2 separate regions of the Homo sapiens genome follow, and region 2 is linked to region 1. The links are chromatin contacts, found by Hi-C or POLR2A ChIA-PET in ENCODE. All regions are on one chromosome and are shown on one strand. The core of a region is the stretch at or near the end of the contact, and the rest is flanking DNA. Distances in the headings are between cores, read along the strand shown.

What was found. A loop is a pair of places that touch in the nucleus more often than their neighbours do. ChIA-PET counts read pairs that join two places held with the same protein, here RNA polymerase II (POLR2A). Pooled maps may share reads with other maps.
Region 2: a loop to region 1 is called in a pooled map, with 7 times the contacts of the local background. The contact joins two enhancer-like sites. A Hi-C loop is called at or near these places in 1 of 168 maps with a recorded cell type or tissue (naive thymus-derived CD4-positive, alpha-beta T cell) and 7 of 50 pooled maps. POLR2A ChIA-PET finds 5 or more read pairs at or near these places in 1 of 52 experiments (naive thymus-derived CD8-positive, alpha-beta T cell).

Annotation. Positions count from the first base shown.
Region 1 is chr14:65,926,694-65,929,486 of GRCh38, reverse strand. No RefSeq gene overlaps it. Among named protein-coding and RNA genes, the nearest start is that of LINC02290, 180 kb to the left of the region's middle. RefSeq lists an enhancer at 1-489. Within about 2 kb of position 1,391, at least 4 of the 41 ENCODE cell types and tissues checked have a DNase peak (open chromatin) inside an H3K27ac peak, as active enhancers do.
Region 2 is chr14:65,286,045-65,288,771 of GRCh38, reverse strand. No RefSeq gene overlaps it. Among named protein-coding and RNA genes, the nearest start is that of MIR4708, 48 kb to the left of the region's middle. RefSeq lists an enhancer at 1,139-1,378. Within about 2 kb of position 1,476, at least 6 of the 41 ENCODE cell types and tissues checked have a DNase peak (open chromatin) inside an H3K27ac peak, as active enhancers do.

The DNA of each region.
Region 1 (2,793 bases), core at 142-2,641:
CCATTGGCTGAGCACCCTGTGGTCCAGCTCCCTTTCGACCCCCCAGGGCTCTCAGCCTCCCCAGCCCCAAACCCTTTGCCTGGCCAACTCTACACATCATTTAGGTCACTTGTCGCCTCCTTTAGGAAGTCTTTCCCAGCCTCTTCTCCACCCCGCAGCATCTCTTACCACTACCCTAAACTCCAGCCAGAGGGACTATGGTCTCTGCAGTCCCCTCTAAGCACTCTCCTGGGCTCCAGGCCATTCCTCCTCCTGCCTCAGCTCAGCTGGTGCCACTCCCTCCAGAGGCCTTCAAAGCCTTCCAGAGGGCTAGGGCTCCCACATGCGCTCAGCTCCTGGCTTTCTCCCTGCAGAGGTCTTGCCTCACCTGTGGGCTACATGCTCTTTCCCAAAAGGGTCTGTGCCTTGTTTACTTGTCCTGGGTAGTATTGGGTTGTTGTGAGGATGAATGAGTGGCATGTAGGTGAAGCACTTAGAACAGTGCCTGGAAAACATCAGGAGCAACTGTTAGTTCTATTATTCTTATTGCTGTTATCATCACCATCATTATTATTATCATTGACTGCTATAACCCCAGTGCCTGATATAGGGAGATATCCAATAAGTTTTTGTTGAATGGATGGATGGAAGGATGGATGGATGATAAAATTGTGTATTATTGCAGTCATCCTCAGTGCTTTTTATTTTCGTTTCAATGCCTTTTTTAAAAATCACTTCGTGTTCTTCAAAATATCCTGGGGAGGATTCTGGATCTGGCAAACCCTGAGGCTGAAGTGTAGAAAGACCATCCAAGAATCACGCCAGAAGGGGACAGAATGCAGCAATCCAGGTCCTTGCACCCCTCTCCTTCAGGATTCACCTTCCAGGAGAGTTTGAGAGGTCTACCTCTCAGATCAGCATTGGGAGGAGATGGGGAGAATTTCAGGACCAAAGAATGGGGTCCCATTGTGCTTCCTGAGTCTTCATGCTCTACTACTGCTGCCCAGGGCAGGGGGTGGGGGCCGTGATTGAGCACATTCAATCCCACTGAGATTTCATTAACTTGCATTCATTTGTGTCACTTAATTATTGTGAACGGGATCCTTCTCTAATAAATGTGTTTTCCTAACCCACAGCCTCTGGGCTATCATTCTAACCATATCTATTATGACTGAATGGCTTCTTGGAAACAGAGTGGCCTTCTTTGTATTTGGAGCTAAGTAGGGCATACTAAAGAGCTTCCCGCCCTCCAGAAAAGGGGGGTGGACAGGCAAGGACTCCGTGCTCTGGGGACCCAGCCTCCCGCTCCTTCATTGTGAATCACCTGCTGAAATAAAGGATCTGGAGCCTGGTGTGTTTATACAGCAGCGCGCCAGGCGACAGCTAAGGTGTTACACCGCAGCCTTCCAGGAAGGGGCAGGGGCCTGCTTGTGGGTTTAAATAACACGGCAACTGAGAAAGCTTATTCATCTTGATCTGTTGGCCTCATCAGTGAAGTGAAGGTGCTGAGATAACATCAAGCGAAAAGCAGCCCCACCCTGGGGGAAAATTTAGATCCTAGGTCTTTCTCATGAACATTCCTATTTAAAAGGAATTCTGTGCCTGCGCAGGGTTTTGTTTCCCTCTGCAAACTCCCTCTGTTTGAGTTAGAATTCTTCTTTCCTCTCTTGCCCTCCAAAATAGATCTCACTGGGCAGCAGAAGCTGGGTTCTTAAAAACAAGCAATTGTATTTAATTGCAAACTCCACAAACAAATGAGCAGCTGTATCTGTATTGATGAATGAATGTCTTTTGTCTTTACAGATACTTTAAAAAATGCATAGTCAACAGAGAACTGTATGCTATTTGGGAAATAGATTTACCTTCTTAATTATATTTTTACTTGTCCTTAGATTAAAATTAGTTTGCTTTGCCTGAGCTGACACTGCCTTGGGTGGTGAGAGATGATTAGAGAGAATCCTGCGGGGAGGAAAAGCTGATCTGATATGAAATATCTGGGGCCAAGGTCCTGTAGGGGGATGGTCTTTGAGGACTCAAAGAGCTGAGGGTTACTTGGGGCTCCTTTCCCTCAGTTTTACAGAAGGTACTTCTGGCTGGCAAAGATGTCACTGATCAGTTTTCAGGAGGAATTATTGTGGCTCACTGAAGAAGGTGTCTCTCCAAACTCACAGATCCTAATGATCACTTTATCAACAGAGAAATGAAATCTAGGATGGGGTCTCTGTGCTTGGCCGGAGACCCTGCATCCTCTTTAGCCAGGATTCTCTTGTGGAGATAAGGAGCTTCATCAGTAATTGTGGATCTTACTAACTCCACCCAGCTAAGACTTGAAGTTCTGGTCTAAATGAGCAACAAACATTGAGGTTGTTGGGGTTTTACAAGCCCTCCCAGCCCTTGTGCTGGCAAAAGAGGAAGCCTGTGCATGAAAGCCAGACTTTGCCATAGCAATGATGCAACTCCATGAGTGGAAGAACACCAGGGTTCTTCGTCTCAAGTCGAATTAGATAAAATAACACGGACACACGTGGAGTCGTTTTAAGGACTGGAGAGTTTAATAGGTAAGAAAGAAGGGAAAAGAAAGAAAGCAGCAGCTCCCCTGTACAGAGATGGGGGGGGTAGGGGGCGGCTCCAAAGCGAGAGAGGGGACCCCAAGTACGCAGAAACCAGCCAGGTATATGGAGAGGCTGGAGGAAGCAGTATCTGATTTGCATAGGGCTCAGAGGATTGGTTTGACCAGGCATGTCATTCACGTAGCCCTTGAAAAAACTGACTCTCCCACCCTAGCCTTTTAATATGCAAATACAGGGCGCCATA
Region 2 (2,727 bases), core at 227-2,726, 640 kb after region 1:
TCTCTGAGAGCAGGCTTTCAATACGTTGCAGCTATTGTTTATAACGCCTGTGATCATAGGCACAGCCACATTATTATTATTATTATTATTTTTTGAGATGGGGGTCTGACTCTGTTGCCCAGGCTGGAGTGTCATGGCGCTCACGGCAACCTCTGTCTTCTGGGCTCAAGTGATCCTCCCTCCTCAGCCTTCAGAGTAGCTGGAACCACAGGCAAACATCACTGCACCCAGCTAATTTTTTGTATTTTTCGTAGAGATGGGGTTTCACCATGTTGCCCAGGATGGTCTCAAACTCCTGGGCTCAGGTGATCCTCCTGCCTCGGCCTCTCAAAGTGCTGGGATTACAGGCATAAGCCACCGCGCCTGGCCACAGCTGTCCCCCCAAATATTTCAAGTAGGCATCTACTGAGACTTAATACCCACACAACAACCTTATGAAAAAGTAGGCTTTATGTATGGGGAAGGTGAGGCACAGACATGTTGACTACCTTGCCTACTGTTTTTTTTCACACAACCAAAATATGGAGGCTCTGGGATTTGAACCCAGGGCTCTCCGACTCCTAAGTCCCGTTAGGAACCTGCACATTATTCCATTTCTATGAAGGGGAGGGAAAGAGCTCCTCACTTAAGTATACCAACAGTTCTCAAATCACTTGAAACTCACCAGCAGCCATGACCGTCCCCCCAGGGGAAGTAGGTAGCCAGATTTCACCTCATTCTACTTCTTTACCAGACAGAAAAATGGAGCAGAACCCAAACTGGTGGCTTGATAAGGGAACACTCAGAAAAGTAAAGGAAGTGGTGGTGCTGAAGCACCCTGCTGCCTCTTACCTCAAAGATCCTTCCACCAAACAAATACCACCCACCTTCGAAAACAGTCGTTGTGGTTGGAACAATGTCTGCATAAAAATAACCGGGCTTATCTTACTCAATCTTGCTTCCCTTCCTTGTCGGGAAAATGTCTGCCCTTCTGGTCTAGTCGGTGCAAGAGAGGCTTCCTGCCCGGTGTCCAGCACTGAGGGGGTGTCGCAGCTATGGTCAGCCTCCCTCTGCGGCCCCTGAAGCAAGCAGAGAGCGCCTCAGACCTCGTGTTGGGACCTGAGCGCGCAGCCCGGCTCCCAGGCCCCCAGAGGGCGGGTTCCTGGCTCCGCTCAGAGGCCTTTCAAGCCCCATTAGCCTCCAGCTCAGAGGCCCCTGGGCCCACCTACACTCTGGCCCCTGATGGGCTCGGATGACAACTCAAAACCCACATCCTGAGGGAATTCTGATGAAACCTTTGAAGGCTCCATGTCTTGGGGAAGACCAGGTGGGCGTGAAAGTCGGTCTCAGCGGAGACGCCCAGGGGCGCGTGGGCCCTAGAAAGGCCCGGCTGTCCCGAGCACGGCCTGGAGTGAAGCAGCTGGTGGAGAACACGGGCGCAGGTGTGAGCCTGGTGAAAGCGTGGGCTGCTCAGTGCTCTGTAGAGAGCAGCTGCAAACAGTGAGGAGGAGGCTCATGGTCTGGGCCCTCGCAGGGATGGGCAAGGCATGGCCCTAATGAATCTGGCTCCAAGCACACCCCCTCTAGCTTAAGCTTGGGGACTGGGAAAGGAGGAGGCCCAGGGGGCAGAGCTGAGAGGACATCTCAGGAGTTAGGGTTACCAAGCAACTGAAGAAGACGTAGGAGCAGCTCCTAGCTGAGTATGCCCGGGGTGCAGCACCGAGAATGCCTGGCGGGGAGGGTTGGGAGGGAGGGCTTGCCTTGCCCAGTCATACTTGGAACTTAGATCCTTGGATTTTAATGCTCTTGTGGAAGACATGAGACAAGATCTTGGACCGAGGAGGTGAACATCTGTTGCATTTTATCCAGTATATTCCTGTCTTATAGTGAGAGACTATTTAAGAATATTAAGTTCCCCATATTGATGTAAAGAGAAGTCCGAATGGACTCTTTAAAAAATTTTAAATGTATGTTAAACTTTCCATCATGGAACATTTTACCCACCGCCCTCCCTCCCCATCACCTGGATTATTTTGAAGCAAAATCCAGTCATCGAATCATTTCGCCCATACATAGTCCAGTCAGTATCTCTAAATTTTAGAGCTGTTATTCTCAGCCCAGGACAGTTTTGCCCCCTAGGGGACATTTGGCAATATGTGGAGACCTTTTTTTGTTTTTACAACGTTGGGGGGAGGGGGTGTGCACCCAGCATCTAGCTACTGGAAGACAGGGTAGAAACAGGGCTGCTACGAAACATTCTGCAATGCACAGGCCAGCGCCTCACGACAAAGAACTACATGGCTCAAAATAACAATTGTGACAAGGTCGAAAACCATGTTTTAGAGTCTAAAAGAGAAGAACACTCTAAATACATCACTACAATATTGTTAGCATTCATAAAAACAATAATTCCTTAATATAGAATATCTGATTAATATTAAAATTTCCCCGATTATCTTGTACATTTAAAAAATTTGGGGTTTAAATCAAGATCCAAATAAGACTCATACATTGCAATTGGTTGATATATTTCTTTTTGTTTTTTTCCTGCATCCAATCATCCATTATAGTTGATATATTTCTTAGGTCTTCTTGAATCTACAGGTTCCCATCCCTCTTTTTTCCTTTTATTTATTATAAAACAGATTTATTTTTAATTACAAAAGAGTACACGACTACATTCCTGACATCAAACTTGAAACATACAGGTAAAGCAAACATTTCCTACCTATGACAGTCCAATCCCAG